Regions from separate parts of the Homo sapiens genome. Here region 2 is linked to region 1. The links are chromatin loops, found by intact Hi-C in ENCODE. Cell type or tissue: GM12878. All regions are shown on one strand.

What was found. Peaks named below come from ENCODE experiments on the same cell type or tissue, not always from the same donor. Only the 100,000 strongest peaks of a DNase experiment are listed, where the experiment ranks them.
Region 2: it touches region 1 in a loop (3-fold over the local background); 7 of 110 quality-filtered maps call a loop at or near these places.

The regions. Positions count from the first base shown.
Region 1 is chr1:10,510,608-10,518,607 of GRCh38, forward strand. The region is part of intron 2 of PEX14 (peroxisomal biogenesis factor 14); the gene reads left to right. Among named protein-coding and RNA genes, the nearest start is that of PEX14, 40 kb to the left of the region's middle. In GM12878, a CTCF peak has its summit at 4,003; DNase peaks (open chromatin) are centred at 474, 2,729 and 5,835; H3K4me3 peaks cover 1,249 bases; H3K27ac peaks cover 6,615 bases.
Region 2 is chr1:10,957,024-10,965,023 of GRCh38, forward strand. CIROZ (ciliated left-right organizer protein containing ZP-N domains) reads right to left here. Exons shown (of 13, transcript NM_001170754.2): 5 at 7,105-7,248; 6 at 1,691-1,729; 7 at 593-730; 8 at 1-84. Among named protein-coding and RNA genes, the nearest start is that of CIROZ, 21 kb to the right of the region's middle. RefSeq lists enhancers at 1,438-2,207, 2,977-3,746 and a silencer at 4,049-4,343. In GM12878, a CTCF peak has its summit at 4,166; no DNase peak of the experiment used is centred here; H3K27ac peaks cover 715 bases; H3K27me3 peaks cover 189 bases.

The sequences.
Region 1 (8,000 bases):
CTGGCTGTTTGGCACCTAGGCACTTTGCTAAGCCCTGTATGGGTTGGGCATATACCGTATTGCTCAGCTCCTGGCAGAAAATAGGCACTCATACATATTTGTGGAATGAGTGAGTGTGTGTGCTCACTTATGTGCGATGGAGATGATGAGCCAAGGAGTTGGATTGCACAGTTGCTGCCTGGCGTCCTGCTAGGAACTTAGGGTGCAACATTCCCACTGGGCCACACATATGCCGATGTTCAGTGGATGACTGCTACGCAAGCAACATAAAGAGGCCATTTTATGAAAGGGAACATCAGAGGAAACATTATAACTGAGACCTTTATAGCCTTTCCATTATTATGGTTTAAATCTTGACAGTCTTTATTTGCAATGACACTGGGACCAGTAAAGACAATGCTCACTCCCACCTCCTCGTTCTCCACATCCTGTTCCGTAGCTGTGGTGCACCGATAGGCATCGTTAAATGTGCAGGCAGCAGAGCTGCTGGTTTGTCTAGAAACAGCCCCTTTTGACTCAGAAGTTGGAACCCAGATGACTCACCATTCTATTTGTTTTATTGCAACTGTCATTTCATAAAATGCCCTGACAGCTTTAAACTGTAAATGCCAAAGTGAGGTTTTTGTCTTTTTTATTTTGTTATCTCCTGTTTTTTCTAATCTTTTATATTTCTATTTTCTCCTTTCTTTTCAGACTTATTTTCTCTTTCATTACTGTCTCTTTCTCTGTCCCTCCCTTCCTTCCTGCCTCCCCCCTTTGATGACTCTAATGGCATGAGTAGTTGAAGTGGTTTTTGCTAACATCATGGTGCGTTCTTTCCAGCTTTAATGCTATCTGATTGAGCGTGTCTCCCCTCAGATTTTTGTGTAGGGTTTAGAAATGGAAATGACCATGCACATCAGAGTTTAAATTTTCCTAGGAAAGTCTGCCATGAACTGTAGGACCTATAACTTCTAGAGATGGAGGGACCCCTGACATCTGTGGACTATGGACTCCTGACTTCTGTGGACTCTAGAATTTATGACTTCTGTGGATTGTGGGGCCTCTGACTTCCATAGACCGTGGGACTGTGACTTCTGTGGACCCAGGGACCTCTGAATTCCATGGACTGTGAGACCTCTGACTTCTGTGGCCTGTGAGATCTCTGACCTCTGTGGCCCGTGGGACCTCTGACTTCTGTGGTCTCTGGGACCTGTGACCTCTTTGACTTCCAAGTCTTCTGTGGACTGCAGGACCTCATCAACACGTGTATTGCCAGAAGAGAGGCTTGATTGTGTTAACCTGTTTCTCTCCAGAGGTGTCACATACTAGAATTTCTGCTCAGTCTTATGGCTTAGGTGGGGTGTTGAGTCTAAATATATATATTTTTTGAGACGGAGTCTTGCTCTGTCACCCAGGCTGGAGTGCAGTGGCATAATCTTGGCTCACTGCACGCTCCGCCTCCCGGGTTTACGCCATTCTCCTGCCTCAGCTTCCCGAATAACTGGGACTACAGGCGCCTGCCCCCACGCTCGGCTAATTTTGGTATTTTTAGTAGAGACAGGGTTTCACCATGTTAGCCAGGATGGTCTCGACCTCCTGACCTCGTGATCTGCCCTCCTCGGCCTCCCAAAGTGCTGAGATTACAGACGTGAGCCACCGTGCCTGGCCCAAGTCTAAATTTTTAAGGACTAGAGCTCTCAGACCAGGACTTTCTGGATCTTTTTTTCTGATACCCAACACTGTGGCACTTGACTAAGTCACCTGATTGATGACATGAGCATTGCTGGGTGTTGAAACACCTGGCCAGGGAAACAGAGACTTCTGTGGATTCATCCAAAGGATGGCAGACAGATTGTGGAATTTTAATGAAGGTGGGGTGGATCCCTGATGTTCGCCTGCTTTGAAGCATAGCAGAATCCCAGCATTAACTTCAGGGGTGTTGGTTGGAAACCTGCACTGGCGTCGGTGGTTATATTCCACATTTGTCAAATCCTTAAATCCAACTGAACTAATTTTAGAAGTAGCTAGTTATAATGAAAAAGAACAATATATTCAGATGCATAGGATCGTTTTTAAATGAAATGCTCCCTGTTCTTTTCCTTCTTTTTTTTTTTAACTTTTATTTTTTATGATGGAGTCTTGCTCTGTCGCCAGGCTGGAGTGCAGTGGCGTGATGTCGGCTCACTGCAACCTCCGCCTCACGGGTTCAAGCGATTCCCTGCCTCAGCCTCCTGAGTAGCTGGGACTACAGGCGTGTGCCACCACGCCCGGCTAATTTTTTGTATTTTTAGTAGAGATGAGGTTTCATCGTGTTAGCTGGGATGGTCTGGATCTCGTGACCTCGTGATCCACCCACCTTGGTCTCCCAGAATGCTGGGATTACAGGCGTAGGCCACCGTGCCCGGCCCTTTTCCTTCTTTTATAAAAGGCCTTTGGTCTCTTTTGGCCTTCAGGGTGAGCCATCCTTTGACTTATATTAGAATACATTTTTTTTCCTGTATGCCTCCAATGAAGGAGAGTGTGAGAGTGTTTTCTATGATGTGAGTGGGAGAAAATAGCGTGTTTTCACAATAGTTAACAAATTGATGGCTGTGAGTTTTGAAAGTGAGTTCTGTATATACACTGGGGTAGGATTCCACATAGAATGCTGTTTTTCACCCACCTGGCTGGTTGTCTGATTCTAACATAGCTGCTATCCCTGATTCTAGAAATCAGAAAACCACAGGCTGTTCACATAATACTCTACCCTTCTGAGGCTAAGGTGGGAACAGGATGGTGGCGGGGTTTGAGTCAACATGGTCTCAGTTCCCACCAAAGACCAGTGTGTTCCCCTGTTCCAGCCGACAGCTTGAACAAGGATTCTAAAGTTTCTGGCCGTTTTAATTGAACTGCAGTGAGGGGTGGCCCGATAGCCTGCTTAGGACATGGGTAATTACTCCTAGGGCCTGGGAGCCAAGTGTCCCTCGCAGGTTCCCTCTTGGTTCTCTACCTAAGGATATCTTCCCCTTCCCTGGGCAGGGCCTCTGAGGAACAGAAGGATCATTTAGTGCTCATGGCCTGCTCATTCCTTGGCTTCTCTGCTGAGCTATCCAGCAGGGGTGCCAATTCTTCCATTTAGCTGACTATTATATAGCCCTTAAAAGGGAAGGGTTTATTTTAGCTGGCTGCTATATTGATTGCTATAGGGACGTTTCTATTTTCACTGGCTGCTATATTGACTGGGAAAGGGAAAGGGGCCGTATTGCCGGGAGCTGTCATATTGACTGTTACAGAAAAGATCTGTATTTAAGCAGTACCAGTGCACTGGGATCTCCCAGGCAGGATATTAATGCTAATTCATCCGCTCACCCCCTGCTGTGAGTGTTATTTGTTTAAATCTGTAGATTCCCACAGCGCGTTTATATCCTCACTAGAGTGAGCTCCGCTCCCTGTAATTATTTAACATTATATGCTGATATAAATTGTAACAGTTAAAGAATGGTAATGAGTAGCCAAAAAAGAAAAAAAGAAGAAAGAAAAGAAGGAAATAGAAAAAAAGGAAAAAATGTATAAAATAATCTATGCCTCTGTGTGTGTGTGTGTGTGTGTGTGTGTGTGTGTGTGTGTGTGTATGGTGTTAGAAACGGCAGAGTCACCTTCTAAAACAGCAGTGAGAAACTTCTGTCATCCTTTCTCCCAGTTCAGGTTGATTTGTACGGTGCTGCTCAGCCCACGTATTGTGCATCTGTATGTGTGTATGTGCGAGCGCCTGTGTACGCACGTGGTCGTCACCCGCCAGAAAGATGCCATAGTGAGGTGTGCTATACTGTGTTGTTTGTGCACGTGTGTAACAATATACAGTGTTTGTTCAATGTCCTGGCAGGAAATTGGTCTATTAGCGATTCACCTTCTTGGTGAGTAGCTAATACCTTATTTTGTTCAAGGTTCCACGTTCACACAGGAACTTTGGGCCTAAGACGCAACTCAAGGGAAAGCCATTGGGGAATGCTCAGTTGGGATTGAACTAATAGGCCATTGGGTGTCACTGTCGCTCTACTGGCTATAGGAGAAAGAGGGGTTATCTGCTGGGGAAACTGGATTTCAAAAGAAAGAAGTTTTTCTGCTTGAGTTGGAGGTGTTGTCTCTTTGAGATGTTTGTCTCTCATTTGGAGATTCCTTTAAAAAAGTAGTTGTTTGCTTGTTTTTGCTACACCAAGCTTCTGGCATTTTTATTGTTCTTGAAAATTGTGTACTGATTGCGATCTGTTCTGCTATCACCTGCAGTGCATCTAGATGAGAACTTCTGTGTGCAGAAAACTGTCCCCCTTAAAAGCCTGGGTAACAAGGAGAGCTGATTTGGGCAAGAACTTGAAAAAGGAGGGAGAAAATCTCCTTGGGCAAATGCTTGCCACTCCCCTGCCGCCTGCCCCTGTGTAGGTGGGAAGAGAGCGCAGAGGGAGAGCCAGGCTGCTGCCTGGTCACAGAAGAGTGGGCTCCGTCCTCCAGCGGGCTCTCCAGCAGCATGGATCTGTGCCAGGCTTCACCACAATTCATACTGTGTCAGTTTAATAAATGCACTACTTAAATTATGAAATTACAAAAGAAAAAAGAGAATGCACTTATTCAGACTCTTAATACATTAAAAATAAGGCATTAAAACTCTGACTTTTTTTTTTTTCTTCCAGAATCAATAATGAACAGGAAGGGTTGTAGACATTAACAGTCATGGACATTCAAACTCTTATACATAAATTATCTTAGAAAAATGCACATAAGACTTGAATAATGTAAATACATTAATGCATTTAATAATTTAAACATTAAAGCGCAAGCAGGAATTTGAGGCCGAGGCTGTTCTGAGGTAAGGGATTGGTCCTAGAACTCGTGTGTCCCAGGATCGATGGGTGATTTCCCCTTGAGACACCCTGGAAAGAGAGTGCCTGGCCGGCTTGTGTGGCCGAGGATCCCTGGACATTCCTGATCTCAGCTGCCTCCCAGCCTCTTATTTTTGTGTATCCTGAGCTTCGTTCTCAGTTTCATGTTCTCTACTCCTGTGCTTCTAATTGTTTGTTAGAAAACTAAATGTTTCCACTTCATAGAACAATAAACTTTGAGAATGTCTTGGTTGAAAAACCAAACCAAAGTAAAAAATCCTTCACCCGGCTCTGGCTGCTTGTCTGCTTGTGATTTGAGAAAAAGGAAGTGGCTGCTCCTTGTGATCAGCCTGTCATGTCTCAGCCTGGAACTCCACTGTGTGCTGTGGTCAGGGGATCCAGGTTGTGACATGCTGACAGATTTGAAGACTGGATCTAATGGGAGAGCAGAAACGATATCCTATATTAGCCTCTGTGTGTTGGGCATAACGATGGCAGGTAGCCATGCCAGGAAACAAGACAGGTGCCATGGAGTTAGACTCAGTGGTCTGTGATCATACCTTACTTTGATTTGAGGGTTTAACCATTGGGTAGACTGATGCTACTGTTTTTTCCCCTTTCTTCCAAAATTGTATTTGCAATAGCAGAAAGTCACTGGAAACTCCTTTTCTGGCAGAATACCGAATGATCTAATTCAATTTTTGACATCTGCACTGTGAAATACCCTGGGCAGAACTAAGAAGCCAGGCCTATGTGTCTTAAGTTTTCATTTATTAATGCTAATGCTGTTCTCTGGTTGTTCCCTAGCCCTGTTTTATAGTCCAAATCACAGATGAGAAACTAGAAGAACTGTAGAAACTGTGTTACTGAGTACATAGTCTGAGAACTTTGTCTCTCTTTGTAGAAGAGTGTGTCTATTTGGTCAGTAATGCAAATGTTGTCCCACTGGGTTTGCTGTGGGACCCACTAGGTTTGCCGTGGGACCTTGAGAAACGGTTATCAGATGGCGGTGACTGAACCAAACCTGTTTTCATTATTGCCAGGTCCGTGGGAGTCTTTTACAGGATCTCAAATCTCCTGCCTGAAACTTTACCTGGGATTGTCTTGATTTGACCCAAGCCTCGTCTGTGCTGGCATCTGTGACTTTGTTTGCAACCCTTTCTAGTCTTTGTTGTGGCCAAGGACAGTCTGGTCTCCCAGCTAACATGGGTACAAACCAGCTTCTAGCTACTTGCAGGAGAATAGCTATGGGTTGACTTGGCATCTGAAGCAGATACAAACAGATTAGGCTGAGCTGCCCCAGAACAGCCAGAAGGAAAACCAGTACTTTAAAAACTGGTCGTCAGGTATTGGTTTAGAAAGAAAGTAGTTTGGAGAATGGGTGAGGACAGCCTGGTGAGTGATCCCGAGGTCACGGGCTGTCCTTGGGATGTGCTCAGATTCTTCTCTAGACCTGGAGAGCAACAGCCGTGCCTCACAAGCCCTTCTCCACATGTTTTGTTTTAAGATGGCAGAGCCTTTCTTTGCAGTTTTAGTTCAGCCTTGGGATGACGGTCAGACCTCGGTTTGTTCTTTTCTTTTCCAGTTTTCAGAGCCCAAGCCTGCTCCCTCTGTTGCTTGTCCAGCCTTGACCAGTGACTGTCTTCAGCCTGCACTCTGCATTTCACCCCAGCAGTAGGAAGAAGTGAGGTCAGAGGAGCACGTGAACCAGGGAGAATCGAATTCTCTTTGGATTTTGCTGGTCACACCCAGCAAAGCTGCTTTCTCTTCCCTTAAGTTCCAAGAACTGTTTGATGGCCTTAACTGCACAATTGGCTTGTGCCAGATTGAGATGTGTTGAACTGGGCAGTGGAGGTGGGGGTGAGGGGCAACTCCCTCTCCTATTGGGGGCAGAGTGCTGGCTGCATCAGGCAGTGATCAGATAGGCACTGATCGGGTCGGTTCACCCTCTGATATAGCCCGTATGCAGACTTCCTTTGAAGAGAGAGGAGTCAGGCTCATTAATTAAAGGAGCCTGGCTTGAGAGGCCTGTAATTATAGGTGCTAGAAATCTGAATTTTAAGAGGTTGTGCAGCTGCATTTTGAAAAATGTAGGGAGGCACCGAGAAGTACTGGTTGTGGGCAAGAATGTGGCTGAACCAGATTTTGGAGGTTCAGGTTTTGGCAGAATTCCCCTCCAAATTCATATTTATTCTTTCTTTCCATTTTGTTCTTTTTTTTTTTTCTAAATGGGAAGCAGAACCTGTGATTTTTTTTTTTTTTAAATGAAGGTTACACCCTGTGACCGAGAGGCTAGCATTGTCAGAGTATATGGGGGGCAGAAAGGAGTTGCTGTGAACTAGAAGATGCTTAGTTTTTGAGGAAACGGCACATCTTTGGGCCTTAGGGATTCAGTATTTGAAAAAAATTAAATAATTTCTTTCTTGAAATGAGTGAGGGGAGCAGGGAGCAGAAGCCCAATTTGAATGCAGTCTAGGGAAGTAAGTCCCAGGCAAATGGTGGACTCTAGAACCTTTGTCCCAACTTGACTTCCCCAGAAGTGTCTCTTCCTCTGTCATGCGTTACTTTTCCATGTGAACCCTGAGTTACAAACAGAAAATTTCAGACCTTTATGGGAAGTCCTGACCTGTGCCTTTTCTCTCTCATTTCCTCAGTTATTTGTAGGTTGACCTTTTGTTTTGGGTGCTTTTTCGCTCTCCTCTCCTTAAAAAAAAAGTATCCCTCTTTGCTTCTTGTCAAAAACCTTTATTTCGGTCCCTGACTATTTGCATCTCTGTTAATTAAGCATGGCTAATTTGATATGTAGATGGGATGGGGAGGGTTAAGGGTTAGATGAATAGAGGTCTACTCCCTGCCTCCCCCGGGTGGTGGGCAGGGGTGCTCCACAGACCTGCAAGACTGAACAGCTACACACGGCTGATGGCAAACCCGATGCCAGGGGGAACCTCCTCTCTGCCTCAGTGGTTTTGTCTCCTTGGGGATATTGAGAGCGTCATCCCGTTTCACAGACTGGACCCTCTGTGAAGGGCTGAAAAAATAAAATATAAAGGCCAGTTCTCTGTGCTCTTTTCTTACATTCTTGTAGTGTATATATTGGGAAATCCACGGGTGAACCCTTACACTGTAGAATAGAACACAAGTGTCCAAGACTCTCACTTGGTGCAT
Region 2 (8,000 bases), 450 kb after region 1:
CGGTGGGCAAGCAGCTTCTAAAGAATAGGCATGGTGACCGCTCACCAGCCATAGTGGCAGGAGCTCAGCAGAGGTGTTCAGCACCTGGGGAGGAAGGGGGGTCCCCCCTGAGGTCTCCAAAACTGCTCCTTCCAGATGCAGACTCCCTCCACAGGGGCCCCCTCTCCTACCTTCGAATTAGTCTCTGAACTAAAGCCCCAAGTGTTACAAAGCCCAGGTCAGGGATTATGGCGCCGATGCAACTAGGAAATATTATTTAGCTGAGATATTTTTAGCAGGAAGCGAGCTCAGAGCAAATGTCATGTGAGCCGTCTTCTCTTACACAGCAACTTTGGGCTATTTAAAGAGACGGTAATTACGCTCCTGCCGCCATGATCAGGACGCACTGAATGCATGATTGCAGGAGCCCCTCATCTGCAGAGCGGAGCGCTTTACGCTAATGGGGCCCAATTTTCGAAGGCGCCTGCCTAAATCTGTCCAGTCTCGCAGGTGGACATTTGACTTGTCACTGGAGGGGTGGCAACCTGCTCTTCTAGGTGCTATGCCCCAGAGGCCCCTCACCTCCTGGCAGAGCCTGCTGCCCACCACTGACCTCCCACCTCTGAAGAAGGCCTTGTCTCGGGCTTTGGACGGTGACAGTGGTGGCATTCATGTCCACATACAGTCCCATCAGGCTGGCGTCTTCAAGAGAAGCCACCAGCTCCCCTCGAAGGGACAGCAGCCATGGAGTCTGGAGAAAGAGGACACGATCACAAACCATGTGGCCAGGGAGGCACGGTCACTAGGGGTTACGGAGAGGGGACACTTGAAGGGTCACCTAGGAAGGCAACAGGGTCACGGGGAGGATAATCTAGGCCAGGAGGCAGGACGGCAGGCCACTCTGGGAGGAGAGTCAACCAGACGCTAGCACGCTTATACTTTAGGGTAGGAGGTCCCTTGCAGGGGTGCCTGGCACACAGTAGGTGTACAACGCAACTGAAAGAACGAACACACAGTTACCCCTAACAGCAATGCCAACCAGTCGGCCCCTATGCCGCCCTGGCTGGGCACAACTGGAGTCCTGTCCTTGGCTCTGTTTGCCACCCTTTAGTGGGACATGGGAATCAGGGTCTTGAATAAAGGTGAGGGCCAGATGCGGGCAGAGGGACAGGGAAGGGTCGCCAGCTCCCATCTCAGGAGGACTGGCAGGGAGACATCAGGAAGACTTGGGGAGGTCAAGCTCACTGACCCCAAATATTCAAAGGGATGTGAAATGGAGAAGAGGGACTGGATCCTTCGGGGAGGCTGCGGGAAACACTCAAAGGACCAGCAGAAGGAAAATTCGGGAAACACCTGTGCAACATGGAACAAGCTCCTTACAAAGGAACAAGCTCCCTGTCACTGGAGACTTGGCAGAGAGAATCTTAGCACAGGAAGGACCTTACAGCCTTCCAACCCAGCCTCCCACCCAAAGCTGGGGTCCCCTCTTCAAGATTGTTCTCAGATGGCCTCAGGCCTCTGCCTGGAGGGCATCAGTGGGAGCTTCAAACTTCAGCCGGCAAGACCTGGTCCTTGAAGAGTCTGTACCATCCACGACACTCTCCGGAGGACAAGCAAACTCAAAAGCTGCCTCAGAGCATCCTGAGCACCCACCAGTCCTAGCAGAAACTTCCAGAGAGTTGCTCCTGCTACTTCAATGGGGCCCGCTTACCTGTCTATTGTCCCTCCACAGGGGCAGGGGCCGGGAGACCTGCAGAGACAAAGAGGAAGCAATGTCTCCTGCAAGCGGTGAGCAAAGGTGAGCAAACATCCCTGCCTGTGCCCATCAGCACCGGCAATTACCCCAGCAGGAGGCCGGTGAGAGAGCTGTGCCGCAGGGTTGTTTGCTCATTAAGACAAGAAAATCATTTATGTTCTGGGACTCGAGTGTCAACAGACGCAGGGAAATGTCACTGCCTCAGCTGCCATCCTAGGCCCGGCCAAGGGGGCAGCTGGGGTCCTGGGCGCAGCTGGTGAGGCCAAGAGCGGGTGTGCATGGGACCAACCCTGCTCACGGCCCACTTCCATTGGGGCTGTTTCCTAGGCCTCTTGTCTGTTTTTCTCCCTAAGTCCCAATTTCTTTCTCGCCCTTTTTCTTTCCACTTTGGATCCAACTAGCAGAAGTAGAGAGTGAGGGCTTCTACGGTCCCAGAGAGTACACATGTGCCCCCCAATGGCACCATTCTTAGGGGCACCAACCATCCCGGTTCCCCAGCAGTGGGGAGGTTCCCCTGATGTGGGATTTTCAGTGCTAAAACTGAGACAGGCCCAGGCAAACCGAGACAGTGGTTTCTCGTACCGCGCCTGAGTCTCACAGCCATCCCGTAGGGTGGCACCATTCTCCCGTTTCACAGACCAGGGCCCAAGGTGATGGCGTGGGCAAGGCACCTTCCCCAAAACCCCTCTGCAGCCAGTGCCACCCCACCCAGGTGCTCTCTCAAGTCTCTCTACTTTCTCCAAATGCCCCTTTGCCTTTGCGTCAGACTTGGCCAGGGAGGTTGTGGCACCGGACAGAGTCACAGACCAGCAGAGGGTCCCTCGGAGACCATCAGACCCCCTCTCCTACCCAATACAGAATGAGGAGACTGGAGCCAGAGTGGACTGACTCATCTTGACAGCTCCCCAACTCAAGGCTACCCACCTCTTCTCCCCAGGGGCAAAGAAGGGCTTCCAGAAGCAGAAAGGAGTGGGTGGGGCCAGGAAAAGGCCCGCCACCACCATGCAGCCTCCCCAGTTGCCCAGCTCGGCTGTTCCTTGGCCCCAGAGAGCCCATGTTGGCAGCAGGCTCGGGCTGCCCACAGGGAGCCCCTCGGGTCAGCCCTGTGATGGCCTTGCTTTTAGGGGGTGCTGCCTTCCCTTGGGGAGCAAAGTGGAAGAAATGGAGGAGATGTCCACAAGGTCTGGCAGAATGAGGAGGATGCGGCAATTCCTCAACAACACCACCAAAGCTGCACCATGGTGCCCCAGCCCATCTCCCCTGCTGAACCAGGAAGAAGACAGAGAGGCCCCCAGAGGCCAGGCTGTAAGAAGGAGGGAAGCAATTCTGCTAAAAGAAGGAAGGGAAGGCCAGGTGCAGTGGCTCATGCCTGGAATCTCAGCACTTTGGGAGGCTGAGGCGGGTGGATCACCTGAGCTCAGGAGTTCCAGACCAGCCTGGGCAACATGGTGAAACCCCATCTTTACCGAAAATACAAAAAATAAAAAATAAAAAAATTAGCCAGGAGTGGTGGCAGGCGCCTGTAGTCCCAGCTACTCAGGAGGCTGAGGCACGAGGTTCGCTTCAACCTGGGAGGCGGAAGTTGCAGTGAACTGAGATTGTCCCACTCACTCCAGCCTGGGCGACTCTGGCCAGAGTGAGACTCTGTCTCCAAGAAAAAAAAAGAAAGGAAGGGAAGACGTGACAAGTACGCAGCCAAAACGCACCGTGCCCTTTAAGTCGCCAGGAGGAGGCTATATTTAGGGCCCGTGGACATTCCGCAGGAGCTCGGGCAGCCTTCACTGGGAGCAATCGCTAATCACTGCATTGAGTTTACGGGTGCCCCTGGGCACACTTAACCCAGGGCAATGAATAGTTATTGCGCGGCCTCCCGCTCGGGGCCTGTGGGCACACTTAAGCGAGCTCGCAGATCGCTGCGAGCAGGGCACGGCTCGGGTACACCCTTGGGCACCCTGCGCCATCAGCGGGGAGAGGCAGAGTATTAAATATCTATGTGCCCTGTGCCCACAGCTGCATTTAGCCAAGGGCAAGGCCGGTGAAACGGCTTTAATTAAAACTTAATGCAAGTTCAAGGTGCAGCCACGGAAGTGGCGGCTGCAGAAGTCACCAGGAATGAATCAGTCAATTCGATGAGGTTCTCAGATGGGGGAAGGGGCTGGAGGGGAGGCGGGGGCAGCAGAGACCTGCCTCTGCTCCTTGTGTGCTGCCTACCTCTGTGCGACTCTGTTTACGGATGCAGAGCCCCCCCCACCCACCTGCTCCCACACCTCGGTCAGTGAAGGATGCCAGGGACTGGGGCATTGGGGCATCTGGGCTTCAAGGGCAGGACGATGGAGACCAAGCGGCGCCCGAGTGAGGAGTCGTTTCTGCTTTTCTCAGCAATTCGGCCCAGGCCCACTGTCGTGTGAGGACAGCAACACCGTCCCCCTAGCGGCGGCTTCCAGAATCACAGGCTCAGTGCAAAGGGAGCAGTAACCAGCCCCGGGATGTCAAACAGGTGCCCTGGCAGCCCTGCTTGGGGATCCCGGGGCGGGGCCGGCCCCGCAATTCTTAGGTGCACCAACACTGGCTTTGGCGTGGCCACTCTGAGCCCTTAATAAAGGTAGGTGGGCAGAGGAAGCCCCTCCCGCTCAGCCCCTGCTCCTTCAGGTTAAGAAGCAAAGGAACTTTAGAGAGTCCAACATGGCAGTGAGCCGGGCTCAGAGCGGAGATGAGCCCAGGTCTTCTGAGCTGGGCTGGTGCAGGGGCCCTTCCCACCACAGCACACTCATTTTTGAAGCTCAGATCAGATGAGAAGAAAGCGATAAGCTCTTCCTGGGGCAAGTCATGCCTTGGTCGTATCTGTTCCCTCAGCAGCAGCACAGGGCTGGGCATACAATAGATGCTCAATAAATGCTTGTTGGGGCCAGGCGCGGCAGCTCACGCCTGTAATCCTAGCATTTTGGGAGGCCAAGGCAGGTGGATCGGTTGAGGTCAGGAGTTCGAGACTAGCCTGGCCAACATGGTGAAACCCCATCTCTACTAAAAACGCAAAAAATATTTTAAAAATCAACTGGCTTTAATTAAACTGGTGGTGGCGCATGCCTGTGATCCCATGAGAATCGCTTGAACCCAGGAGGCAGAGGTTACAGTGAGCCGAGATCACACCGCTGTACGCCAGCCTAGGCAACAGAGCGAGACTCTGTCTCAAAATAAATAAATGAACAAATGCTTGTTGGATAAATGGTGTTTGTCATCAGCAGCCTTTTCACTCCAACCTCCTCCTCTCAGTTCTGCCTTCCTCTCCTTTCTCTTCCTCCTTCCTTCCTCCTCCTCCTCACAGACAGAAGATGCCCACCCAAATCCCTCAGGCCAAATCCAGCACTTTGTTTGAGCCGCACAGTGCCTACAAAATTAAAGTGACTTGACCGGGCGTGGTGGCTCACACCTGTAATCCCAGCACTTTGGGAGGCCGAGGCAGGCGGATCACTTGAGGTCAGGAGTTCTAGACCAGCCTGGCCAACATGAGGAAACCCCGTCTCTACCAAAAATATAAAAAATTAGCCGAGTATGGTAATGCATGCCTGTAATCCCAGCTACTCGTGAGGCTGAGGCAGGAGAATCACTTGAACCCAGGAGGCGAAAGTTGCAGTGAGCTGAGATCACGCCACTGCACTCCAGCCTGGGTGACAGAACGAGACTGCATCTCAAAAAAATAAATAAATAAAGTGAACTTTTTTTAACTGGAGGATTTCACATACAATTATAGATTTCCAGTTTATCTTGAAATGTTGGAAAATCTGGCAAAATGGGGCTGGAGTGCAGTCCAGCCTCAGCTCCCTCTGTAGGGGGCCAGGACTGTAGGTTGTGCCTGTTCCAGCATCCCCAGCCCCCACCATGTGGTCTGGCTCAAAGCCCAGCTCTGTTGCTACCAGCTGGCAAGTCTCCTAATCTCTCTCTGCTTAGTTCTCTCACCTGCAGAATGGGGATCAATATAGAACCAACTACATAGAATCGCTATGAAGGTGAGATGAGTTAATATTTGCAAAGTGAGTAGAACGGCACCCAGCACAGAATGAGCCATATATAAGTGTTTGCTGGGCCAGGCGTAGTGGCCCACGCCTATAATCCCAGGGCTTTGAGAGGCCAAGGTGAGAGGATCGCCTGAAGCCAGGAGTTTGAGACCAGCCTGGGCAACACAGTGAGACGCCGTCTCTACAAAAAATTTGAACATTAGCTGGGCATGGTGTCATACGCCTATAGTCCCAGCTACTTGGGAGGCTGAAGTGGGAGGATCCCTTAAGCTCAGGAGGTCAAGGCTGCAGTGAGCCTGCGTGACGGAGCAAGATCCTGTCTCTTTAAAAAAACAGGCCGGGTGCAGTGGCTCCCACCTGTAATCCCAGCACTTTGGGAGGCTGGGGCAGGTGGATCATTTGAGGTCAGGAGTTCAAGACCAGCCTGGCCAACATGGTGAAACTCCATCTCTACTAAAAATACAAAAATTAGCAGGGCATGGTGGCACACACCTCTAATCCTAGCTACTTGGGAGGCTGAGGCAGGAGAATCGCTTGAACCCAGGAGGCAGATGTTGCAGAGAGCCGAGATTGCACCACTGCACTCCAGCCTGGGCAACAGAGCAAGACTCCATCTCAAAAAAACAAACAAACAAACAAACAAAAAAACCCAGCTGACTAAATGAAGGAATGAGTAAAATTCTTTATTGCTTCCTCCTCAGTCCAGCACGCTCATTTCTGTGGCGGGTTTGGTCCCTATAGATGTTTGGGTTTCTAGCCCTCCCCACTCCCATCCAAATCATGTTTAGCTTACAGAGGTGCCCCGCTGATGAGAGCTAGAGAGAAACTTGAATTCAAGGAGCACACACGGCCATGAAAGAGCTCACAGTTGGATGTGGGGCTCAACCTTTCTTCCCTGATGTTTAAAATGTAGACATTGCACCTGATCGTACCTGGGGTCTATAACTCTTTGACATTACCCAGGTCAAAAAAAAAAAGCATCCAAACTAGCAAATTTAGCAAATTTTTTCAATCCAGAGAGAAAGGACACAAAGATGCAATTTTGCAGCTTTGGTGATAACCCGACTGGCCCCCTGAGCCAGCCAAGATGGGAAATCCAGAACCCGAGGTCAGAGAGCTTTAATCCCCCCTCCCCTCCCATCTCACTCGTCCTTGCTCAGAACCCAACCCAGCAGAGACCTAGCCAGTACCCAGGGATGTCTAGGAGAACAATGCCATACTGCATCTGCAGCTACCACCTGTCTCCCTGGGCCACGTCCTGTGGTGCAGGAGCCAGGGCCACCTGCCTTGGCCTTTAGAGAGAAGCCCAGCCTGGGAGGTCCCTCTGCCACCTCCCAGACCCCCCGAACCCATTACCTGGATGAACATGGGCCCACAGTGGACGCTTTCCTGGCCCAGCCTTGACCTTAGCATCGGACACTTCATTATGTAGCGATCACTCCGCTCCAACCCCATCACCCCTTTCTGAAATATTCTGATTTCCAGCCTGTAATTTGCTTTCTGGAAGTAGGGCAAAATTCATGTATGCAAATGAGAGAGGAAAATACAGTTAATAGCCTGCAATTATAGGTCAGTCCCTGTTCACAGCAAATAGGACACCATGAACCTCCTAGAAGGTGGGCTTGTGGAAGAGGGATGGGAAACGAGACCAAGGTCGACACCAACACGGAGCTTGGGTCTGGCTCTGGAAGCTCAGCCCCCACCAAGGAAGCCCTCCAGGCTGGGGAGCATTTGGGGATTTGGGGAAGGTCAAACCTAGTCAGACAGAATAAGAGCTTGCGTCCTAATGTCCCTTGAGAGTTGACAAATATTTGTTCACACTTTATCTCCTTTGATGCTCACCAGTGTCTCATAAGGCTGGGCTATTTTTTGTTGTTGAGACACAGTCTCATTCAGTCACCCAGGCTGGAGTGCAATGGCCTGATCTTGGCTCACTGCAACCTCCACCTCCCGGGTTCAAGCAATTCTTGTGCCTCAGCCTCCCAAGTAGCTGGAATTACAGGCAGACGCCAACACGCCCGTCTAATTTTTGTATTTTTAGTAGAGATGGGGTTTCACCATGTTGGCCAGGCTGGTGTTGAACTCCTGGCCTCAAGTGATCCGCTCATCTTGGCCTCCCAAAGTGCTGGGATTACAGGCGTGAGCCACCAAGCCCAGCCAAGGCTGGGTTTATGAGACATAAAATTCCCATTTTACAGATGAGGCAGTTGAGGCTTAGAGAAGGTAAATGACTAAGCCAAAGGCATGTGGCC